Linked DNA regions of Homo sapiens: all the other regions are linked to region 1. The links are chromatin loops, found by intact Hi-C in ENCODE. Cell type or tissue: heart left ventricle. All regions are shown on one strand. Region 1 overlaps CPAMD8 (C3 and PZP like alpha-2-macroglobulin domain containing 8). Region 2 overlaps SIN3B (SIN3 transcription regulator family member B). Region 3 has its middle 16 kb from the start of CPAMD8. Region 4 has its middle 4.1 kb from the start of SIN3B.

Region 1 (2,500 bases):
CCCACTCCCCCAGCCCCTGGCAACCACAAATCTTTCCAACTCTACGGATTTGCCTGTTCTGGGCATTTCATGTCAATGGAATCATGTACTCTGTGGCCTTTTGTGTCTGGCTTCTTTCACTCAGCATCATGTTTCTGAGGTTCATCCATGCTGTAGCATGGATCAATGCTTCGCTCCTTCCTACAGATGGATAATATCCACTGCGGCCCCTCCCTGCTTTTTCTACCAACTGCCATCAGCCGAGGGCACAGAGCTGTCAGCATGGCCAACTCTGCCTGGAATTTATTCTCCCAGTGTCTTATTTTTTTTTGTTTTTTTTTAGACAAGGTCTTGCAGGTCTTGCTCTGTCACCCAAGCTGGAGTGCAGTGGCACAATCTCAGGTCACCACAACCTCCGCCTCCCAGGTTCAAACGACTCTCCTGCCTCAGCCTCCCAAATAGCTGGGATTACAGTAGCGTGCCATCACACCTGGCTAATTTTTGTGTTTTTTGTAGAGACAGGGTTCTGTCATGTTGGCCAGGCTGGTCTTGAACTCCTGATCTCAGGTGATCCACCTGCCTCAGTCTCCCAAAGTGATGGGATTGCAGGCGTAAGCCAAAGGGCCTGGGCACTTTTTTATATTTTTTGTAAAGATGGGGTCTCGCCATGTTGCCCAGGCTGGTCTCGAACCCCTGAGCTCAAGTGATCCTCCCACCTCGGCTTCCCAAAGTGCTGGGATTACAGGCATGAGCCACCATGCCCGGCCCCAGTGTCTTTTTTATGGTACAAGATACTTGCAGGGAGCCACACCAGGCAGTGACCGGTGCACCCTCACCAACATGCACACCAGGGAAGCCTCCTCCACCAACCCCGGCTGGTGGTACCTCATCAAAGTAGAAGAGCACTCGGCGTCCAGCCACTTCATACCTCTTCATCCCCATGTGCTTGTCAAGGAGCAGCTGCAGAGGAAGCCAGAAGTCAGGGTCCTCAGACTCTCTACTTGCTTCCTCTCCCATCCCCTGGGGGCAGTGGTCAGTGGGATGCTTGGACTTGCCCACAAGTTACCATGGGCTGGGGTCTGGGTGCTGGTCAGTGCTCCCCAGGCCCTGCCAGCCTCTCAGCACCCAGGAGAGGACGCTCAAGGATGGCTATCCCCGCTGGGAGCACCTGCCTCGCCTCCCTATACACTCCCTCAACCCAGCCCCAAGCCCAGGTCAGGCTTCTCCGTGGCCAAAGAGGTGCCCGGCTGAGCCCTGCCGCCTGCTGGTGTCTCAGCTGCACTGTTCAAGTTCCCCTCCCAGCCTGGGATTTTTTTTTTTTTTTCAGTTTTTGATTTAAAAAAATCCACACCCACTCCAAGGCCTCTGAATTGACCACATCCTCATCCCCTGGTGCTCCGTGCAGCCTCCTTGGAGGGGAGGTGACAATAGGCCCAGCTTTCCTGTTCCACCCTCCCCACACTGCAGACCTCCTTTGGTCCCTGAAACCCTCGCTTCTTGGTCCTCTTTCTCCCCCAGCCAGAGCCGGGCAGCAATCCCCACCCCCATGTCCCTCTTCCTTCCTGTACAAAATGGGGACATGGCACTGGTCTGTCTTAGGGTTGTGAGGGTGACAGCTGGTCTCGGCAGAATGTGGATTGAGAATACCCCATGGCTCCCCACCCAGGGCCAAAGCACATGGAACTTTGCTGAAGTTCTAGGTGGCATTTATAATAGTGTGACAGTGGGCCCGGTGCTGTGGCTCACATCTGTAATCCCAGCACTTTGGAAGGCTGAGGTGGGCTGATCACCCGAGGTCAGGAGTTTGAGACCAGCCTGACCAACATGGAGAAACTCCATCTCTACTCAATACAAAAAAATTAGCTGGGCGTGGTGGTGCATGCCTGTAATCCCAGCTACTTAGGAGACTGAGGCAGGAGAATTGCTTGAACCGGGGAGGTGGAGGTTGCAGTGAGCTGAGATTGTGCCATTGCACAGCCTGGGCAACAAGAGCAAAACTCCATCTCAAATAATAATAATAATAATAATAGTGACAGTGGCCGCATGGGAGATCCACCTGTTGGAGCAGCCCCCACCTCACCCCATCTACTCCTCAGTAGACAGATGGGCCATTTTTGCCCAGAAAGGGGAGGAAAAAAGGGGCTGGGCATAGTGGCTCATGTCTGTAACCCCAGCACTTTGTGAGGCTGAGGCGGGAGGATTGCTTGAGCCCAGGAGTTTGAGACCAGCCTGGGCAACATGGCGAAACCCTGTCTCTGCCACAAATACAAAAATTAGCAGGGCATGGTAGTGCATGCTTGTAGTCCCAGCTACTCGGGAGGCTGAGGTGGGAGGATTACTTGAGCCTGGAAGTTCAAGGCTCCACTGGGAATTTGAGCCAAGATCAGATCATTACACTGTAGCCTGGGCAACAGAGCAAGACTATGTCAAAAAAAAGAAAGAGAAACAGGGTAAAAGGGGAGGGGGAGGGGAAGGGGGAGGGGGAGAGGGAGAGGGAAGAAAAGAATACCCATAGCATTTT
Region 2 (2,500 bases), 63 kb before region 1:
AGCCACTGCACCTGGCCATCTTTTTTTTTTTTTTTTTTGAGACAGAGTCTCGCTGTGTTGCCCAGGCTGGAGTGCAATGGCACGATCTTGGCTCGCTGCATCCTCTGCCTCCCGGGTTCAAGTGATTCTCCTGCCTCAGCCTCCTGAGTAGCTGGGATTACAGGTGCCTGCCACCACTATCAGCTAATTTTTGTATTTTTAGTAGAGATGGGATTTCACCATGTTGGTCAGGCTGGTTTCGAAATCCCCTGACCTCATGATCTGCCCACCTCGGCCTCCCAAAGTTCTTTTTTTTTTTTTTTTTACTTTAATTGAATTATTTTTTAATTTTGAGACACCATTTCACTGTCACCCAGGCTAGAGTACAATGGCGTGATCTCAGCTCACTGCAGCCTCCGCCTCTGAGGTTCAAGTCATTCTCCTGCCTCAGCCTCCCAAGTAGCTGCTATTACAGGCATGTGCCACCACACCCAGCTAATTTTTGTATTTTTAGTAGAGACAGGTTTTCACCATGTTGGCCAGGCTGGTCTCGAACCCCTGACCTCAAGTGATCCCCCACCTCAGCCTCCCAAAGTGTTGAGATTACAGGCGTTAGCCACTGTGCCTGGCCTTTTTTACATTTTTAAAACAGAGACAGGGTTTCACCATGTTGTCCAGGCTGGACTCAAGTGATCCTCCTGCCTTGGCCTCCCAAAGTTTTGGGATTACAGGTGTGACCCACCACGCCTGGCCAGTATTCTCTGTTGCTTAGTTTTTCTAGTTTGACTGTTTTGAAGTATCTTTTTCCCCCCCCAATTTTATCACAAAGCCTGCCAGCTACTGACAAGTAGGGAGTGGCCCATAGGTGGTAAGGAAGGTGAATAAGAGAGTCCCAGCCTCGGGCAGCCTTTGGCGCAGGGTGTCTTCAGCTTTGGGGGCCAGACTGTTCTTTATGGCGAGGTGCCGTCCTGCACACTGAAGGGTATTTGAGCAGCCTCCCTGGCCTCCACCCACCAGATGCTTCTAGATGTGATAACCTAAAGTGTCTCCCGTGTTGCCGAGTGTCCCCTGGGTGGCAGAGTTGCTCAGGTTGAGAACACGAGTCTAAAGGGGAAGACAGACACAGGCCGTGGTGTGTGGCCAGTGACGACCTGGGGAATTTGGAGGAAGGAACAGCTTCTTACTGGAGCCTTGCCTTGGCCTCCTGAGTCAGCATCATTTACTGTCTGGTAATTCAGGCCTTGGTTGTAATGTCAGCTCCACAGAGAGCCCCCTAGTCCCTACCCTGTGTCATTCTTACACCACCCTGGGTTATGTATTTCAAAACGGCTAGGAAAAGAAGTTCAGAATGCATTGTTTCTTATTGGTTTTCCTTCCTTGGTTGACGGTGAGTCCTTAAGATGAGGTGGGCCCTGCACTGTCTTGTTCATGACTGTATCCACCTTCTGGAACGTCGCCAGGGAGCAGTGCATGGTGCAGGAATGAGAAACTGGATGCTGGTGGGAACATGGCCGCTCTCAGCTAGCGGGTCCTCTTCAGGGCAGACCCTGCCTCGTGGAAGATGACAGCTGGCTTGGACAGAGACAGAGATAACCCCTTAACGTGCAGCTCCTAACTTAAGCAGCCCCTCGACATTCAAAGGGAGCCCCCTGGCTGTTCTCTGGGGGAAGTCCCGCTAGTTGTCAACAAGTCGATTCTTGTGTTTGTATCTTCTTGGCTCATGGAGCAGGCGGTGACCCCTTCTCCGAGCCAGGCCCTGGGGTTTATTCAGAGGCCCTGCTTTCAGGGTTCCTGCACAGTCAAGGTGGGGGGTCCGATGAGAAACAGATGGGCAGATGCGGGTGGCGCATGGGAGAGGGCAGAGAGAGGATGGAGCAGGCCAGGGAAGGGTGGGAGGAGGTTGCTGTGGGCAGGACCTGTTTCATGAGGGACTGTTCCTGGTGGGGAGTGATGGCCTGAGGTGAGAGTGAGTGGGTGTGCTTGAGGAACAGCCAAGGAGAACGGCAGGGTCAGGAGCTGAAGGAGAGAAGGGGGAGAGGGAGCCAGGAGCGTGAGAACCACTGGATGGTTCTGGGAGGCGGTTCTGCTGCTGTGCTGAGAATGAGGGGTCAGGAGGCCCCTGGGAGACCAGGGAGGGGCCCCAAGTGATGGAGGCGGGGTAGACAGTGATGGAAACAGAGTGGATGGTGACAAGGACCAGAGAGGGTCCCAAGTGATGGGAACAGAGAGGATGGTGACAAGGACCAGAGACAATTCCCAAGTGATGAGGACAGAATGGATGGTAACAAGGAGTAGGGAAGGCCTCCCGAGTGATGGGGACAGAGGTGGACAGCAATGGCGACAGAGTGGATGGTGACAAGGACCAGAGACAGTCCCCAAGTGATGGGGACTGAGTAGACAGTGATGAGGACAGAGTGGATGGTAACAAGGACTGGAGAGGGATCCCCCGAGTGATGGGGACGGAGTGGACAGTGATAAGGACCAGAGAAGTGCCCTGAGTGATGGGGACAGAGTGACTGGT
Region 3 (2,500 bases), 140 kb after region 1:
CCTCCTGAGTAGATGGGATCACAGGCATGCACCACCACACCGGTTAATTTTTGTATTTTACTGGAGACAGAGTTTCACCATGTTGGCCAGGCTGGTCTTGAACTCCTGGCCTCAAGTGATCCACCTGCCTCGGCCTCCCAAAGTGCTGGGATTACAGGTGTGAGCCACCATGCCCAGCCTCTTTTTTTTTTTTTTTTTTGAGGCAGAGTCAGTGGCGCAATCTCGGCTCACTGCAAGCTCCGCCTCCCGGGTTCACGCCATTCTCCTGCCTCACCCTCCTGAGTAGCTGGGACTACAGCCGCCCGCCACCACACCCGGCTAATTTTTGTTGTATTTTTTAAGTAGAGATGGGGTTTCACCGTGTTAGCCAGGATGGTCTCCATCTCCTGACCTCGTGATCCACCCACCTCGGCCTCCTAAAGTGCTGGGATTATAGGCGTGAACCACCGTGCCCGGCCCCATGCCCAGCCTCTTTAACAAACATCTTAATTGGCTTTATGATTGCAGGTGTACTTTGGTTCAGCAACTCCAAGGGCCCACATAACCTGCCTCAGAACTCCGCATATCTGCCTTCTTCCATCCTGTGGTCCCTCACACCAGATGTGGTGGGTGGCAGTCCTAACAGCCTCCTGTCCCTGAAACCTGCCGGTACCTCTCACTGCAACTCCGGGAGGCTGGTACAAATGCTCCTATCCCAGGTCAGCCCTGGACCCGGAGGCCAGAGACAAAAAGACCCCAGCTGGGCTTCCAGCTCCCCAGGGGAAAGTTTGGTGCCGAAAGGAAAATATTTACGTGGTTTGTAAGTTGAGCTATCCCCCTGCAGAAGTGATCAAAAGGACAGTAAAGATGGAAAGTCCGTGTTGTCGTGATGCAGGCTGTGCCAAGCCACGCAGCAGGCGTGATCCTGGAGGACTCTTCAGGGAGCTGATGGACGTGACCTGCCGACCCTTTTGTTTTCTGAAATCACCAAACATCTGCTGAGTGAGCTGCTTCCTGGACCCTTTTGGGAATGTTCCCAGGCTTGGTTGTTGAGGAAACACAGTGCAGGGGTGGAGTGGGTTCTGGAGGCTGCGACTTGGCCAGAGCCGCCTGTGTGCGTGGAGCGGGGTGTGGGGGGTGTTTGGATCACCTCCAGGGGTCCTTTTCAGCAGGAACACACGAGTCATTTTTAATCAATCAAAAAGAGGAAAAGAGACAAAATGCATTTAATGAACACTCCCATACCATGCTGTGATGAAATGCTTTTAAAAGTCACAAGAGGCCGGGTGCGGTGGCTCACGCCTGGAACCCCAGCACTGTGGGAGGCTGAGGTGGGAGGATCACTTTGAGGACAGGAGTTCGAGACCAGCCTGGGCAACATAGTGAGACCTCATCTCTATGAAAAATAAAAATTAAAAAATTAGCTGGCCATGGTGGTTTGCACCTGTAGTCCCAGCTACTTGGGAGGCTAAGGTGGGAGGATAGCTTGAGCCTAGGAGTTTGAGGCTGCACCAAGCTATGATCGTACCACTGCACTCTAGCCTGGGTGACAGAGTGAGACCCTGTCGAACAAGAAAGAGAGAGAGAGAGACAAAGGGAGGGACGGAAGGAAAGGAAAAAAGAAAGCTAGGCACCAGGCTTCTGTTGTGAATTAAATGTTTCTATTTCTCACTCACTGCAACTCAGACCGCCACGCCTCACGCAGATTTATCAGAAAGCATCTGCAGGCCAGGCATGGTGGCTCACGCCTGTAATCCAACACTTTGGGAGGCTGAGGCGGGAGAATCACCTGAATTCAGGAGTTCTAGACCAGCCTGGCCAACATGGCAAAACCTTGTCTCTACTAAAAATACAAAAAATTAGCCAGGCATGGTAGTGGGCGCCTGTAATCCTAGCTACTCAGGAGGCTGAGGCAGGAGAATCGCTTGAACCTGGGAGGCAGAAGTTGCAGTGAGCCAAGGTTACACCATTGCACTCCAGCCTGGGCAACAAGAGCAAAAACTCTGTCTCGAAAAAAAAAAAAAAGGCATCTGCAAAGGTTATAGGGAGATTCCTGGGGGGAAGAAAGCAGCCTGCTTGAGGAATCTTTTGCTCACAGGTAAAAAAGCAAGAAGGCCAGGCAGTGGCTCACACCTGTAATCCCAATGCTTTGGGAAGCTGAGTCAGGAGGATCACTTGAGGCCAAGAGTTTGAGACCACTGTGAACAATAGAGGGAGACCCAATCACTAAAAAATATTTTTAAAATTAGCTGAGTGTGGTGGTGCACACCTGTAGTCCCCGCTACTCAGGAAGCTGAAACAGGAGGATCGCTTCAGCCCAGGAGTTCAAGGCTGAAGTAAGCTAGGATTGCACCATTGCACTCTGGCCTGAGCAACAGAGTGAGACCCTGTCTCAAAATTAATCAAAAATGGAAAAATAAAAGCCAAAGGAAAACCAAATGGGTCTTTCACACAAATGTGAACCAGAACCTTCCACATCAGCACAGAGAGGAGGAAAAAGAACCACAGAGGATGAGGAGAG
Region 4 (2,500 bases), 75 kb before region 1:
GTCTCTAATACTAAAAATACAAAAATTAGCCAGGCGTGGTGGCACGCACCTGTAATCCCAGCTACTTGGGAGGCTGAGGTAGGAGAATCGCTTGAACCTGGAAGGCAGAGGTTGCAGTGAGCTGCAATCGCGCCACTGCACTCTAGCCTGGGCGACAGAGTAAGACTTCGTCTCAAAAGGAAATAACCATTAAAATGGGCGGCCAGGCGCTGTGGCTCACACCTGTAATCCCAGCATTTTGGGAGGCCAAGGTGGGCGGATCACGAGGTCAGGAGATCAAGACCATCCTGGCTAACATGGTGAAACCCCATCTCTACTAAAAATACAAAAAAAATTAGCCAGGTGTGGTGGCAGGCGCCTGTAGTCCCAGCTACTCGGGAGGCTGAGGCAGGAGAATGGCATGAACCTGGGAGGCGGAGCTTGCAGTGAGCCACGATGGCGCCACTGCACTCCAGCCTGGGCGACAGAACGAGACTCTGTCTAAGAAAAAGGGCAACCAGCAGCCCTGGGGGCTGCTCTGTCTATGGAGTAGCCATTCTTTAGTCCTTTACTTTCCTAATAAACTTACTTTCAGTTTACTGTATGGACTGGCCCTGAATTCTTTCTTGCGTGAGATCCAAGAACCCTCTCTTGGGGTCTGGATTGGGACCCCTTTCCCGTAACAGTGTCAGAGGTGTTTGAACCAGAGGAACCCCGACTTGAATAGGGGCTGGGTAAAATAAGACTAAGACCTACTGCACTGCATTCCCAGATGGTTAAAGCATTCTTAGTCACAGGATGAGATAGGAGGTCAGCACAACATACGGGTCATAAAGACCTTGCTGATAAAACAGGTTGCAGTAAAGAAGCCGGCCAAAATCTACCCAAATCAAAATGACCTCTGGTGGTCCTCACTGCTACACTCCCACCAGCGCCAAGACAGTTTAGAAATGCCATGGCAACGTCAGGAAGTTACCCTCTATGGTCTAAAAAGAGGAGGCATGAATAATCCACCCCTTGTTTAGCATATCATCAAGAAATAAATCATAAAAATGGGGAATAAGCGGCCCTCGGGGCTGCTCTGTCTGTGGAGTAGCCATTCTTTGTTCCTTTATTTTCCTTATAAACTTGCTTTCACTTTACAGACTCTCCCTGAATTCTTTCTTGCGTGAAATCCAAAAACCCTCTCTGGGGGGTCTGGATCGGGACCCATTTCCTGTAACACTGGGAGGCTTTGGTAAGAAACGGACTGTCCAGACATCTGGTGGCCACAGAGTGTTCAGTCTGCCTTCGCTGCTCTTCCTGGCTGGGAGCCACAAATCTTCCATGCTTTACTTTCTAAATACCACTCCCTTCCACCCACCGCTCTCTACTTCCACTGCTCCCATCCTGGTCTAAGCCACCATCGTCCTTTGCCTAAATGATGAAACAGCCTCCCTCCACCCTCCCTGGCTCCGCTCCAATCACTTTCCTGCAGAGCAGCCAGAGTGATCACTTTCAAATGCAAACCTGAACTTGCAGCTCCTCCGCTCAAAGCCCTTGGATGGTTTCCACCAGCGTGAATGCTAAAGCCTGAACTCAGTGCATAAGGTGCTGTGTGTTCCGCTCCTCTGGCTGCTCCGGGATTATCTTGTACTCTCTTTCTTCCCCTCCCTCTCTGCAGCCTGGGAAACTCGTCTTAAAAAAAAAAAAACTCTTGAAATGTACCATGCTGTCTCCCACCTCAAAAATCACAGCTGTTCGTGATTTTTCTCATGATGAATGCCTACGCATTCTTCAGATCTCAGCTAGAATGCCACCTCCTCTGGGAAGCCTCCCTCATCTCCTGCAAGACTGGGTTAGGTTTCCCTAGGTAACAGGTGGTATTTTCCAAAAATAGCCACAACATATTTCCTGTCCCACATGATACTCTTGGCCATTTGCCCTCCTCTTGAATTTAGGAAAAACTTTGTAACAGCCTGTATGGAAAGAATGCAATGGAAATGATTCTGCGTGACTTCCGAGTCTGGGTGAGAAAAGGTAATATGGGAGCTGGGTGCAGTGATGCATGCCTGTAGTCCCAGCTACTCAACAGATTGACGTGGGAGGATCCTTTGAGTCCAGGAGTTTGAGGCCAGCCTGGGCCAGCCTGAGACCCTGAGTCCCACCCCAACCCCTGCCATCTCCGGAAGAAGAAGAAGGAGAAGGAGAAGAGGAAGAAGAAGAGGAAGAGGAAGAAGAAAAAGAAAAGATGATATGATTCCCACCTGGCTCACACGCTCACTTGTTCTTAGAACGGTAGTTGTGAAGAAGCTCAGGCTGCAAGGAGACCACATGTAGGTATTCCAAGCAACGGCCCCAGCGAGGGTCTCGGCCTGTAGCCTGTAGCAACTGACATACATATGTGTGAGCAAACATTCAGGTGATTCCAGCCCCCAGACTTTGAGCCACCCAGCTGATGCCAAGGTTGAGTTATTCCTCCCAAGCCTGCCCAAATTGCAGATTGAAGAGTAAAATGAATGTCTCTTTTCTTTCTTTTTTT

The links. Hi-C counts contacts between places; a loop is a spot of excess contacts. Peaks named below come from ENCODE experiments on the same cell type or tissue, not always from the same donor. Only the 100,000 strongest peaks of a DNase experiment are listed, where the experiment ranks them.
Region 2: a loop joins it to region 1, with 2.3 times the contacts of the local background. A loop is called at or near these places in 25 of 110 quality-filtered maps.
Region 3: a loop joins it to region 1, with 2.9 times the contacts of the local background. A loop is called at or near these places in 7 of 110 quality-filtered maps.
Region 4: a loop joins it to region 1, with 3 times the contacts of the local background. A loop is called at or near these places in 25 of 110 quality-filtered maps.

What each region holds. Positions count from the first base shown.
Region 1 is chr19:16,898,611-16,901,110 of GRCh38, forward strand. It overlaps CPAMD8 (C3 and PZP like alpha-2-macroglobulin domain containing 8), which reads right to left. Exons shown (of 42, transcript NM_015692.5): 37 at 865-939. Among named protein-coding and RNA genes, the nearest start is that of F2RL3, 11 kb to the left of the region's middle. In heart left ventricle, a CTCF peak has its summit at 1,245 (motif pointing left); a DNase peak (open chromatin) is centred at 1,251.
Region 2 is chr19:16,835,209-16,837,708 of GRCh38, forward strand. All of the region lies in intron 3 of SIN3B (SIN3 transcription regulator family member B), which reads left to right. Among named protein-coding and RNA genes, the nearest start is that of SIN3B, 7.1 kb to the left of the region's middle. RefSeq lists an enhancer at 1,442-1,943. In heart left ventricle, no CTCF peak of the experiment used is centred here; a DNase peak (open chromatin) is centred at 1,071.
Region 3 is chr19:17,041,180-17,043,679 of GRCh38, forward strand. No RefSeq gene overlaps it. Among named protein-coding and RNA genes, the nearest start is that of CPAMD8, 16 kb to the left of the region's middle. In heart left ventricle, no CTCF peak of the experiment used is centred here; a DNase peak (open chromatin) is centred at 1,081; H3K27ac peaks cover 770 bases.
Region 4 is chr19:16,824,044-16,826,543 of GRCh38, forward strand. No RefSeq gene overlaps it. Among named protein-coding and RNA genes, the nearest start is that of SIN3B, 4.1 kb to the right of the region's middle. RefSeq lists an enhancer at 1,287-1,964. In heart left ventricle, a CTCF peak has its summit at 1,233 (motif pointing left); a DNase peak (open chromatin) is centred at 1,385; H3K4me3 peaks cover 1,392 bases; H3K27ac peaks cover 1,463 bases.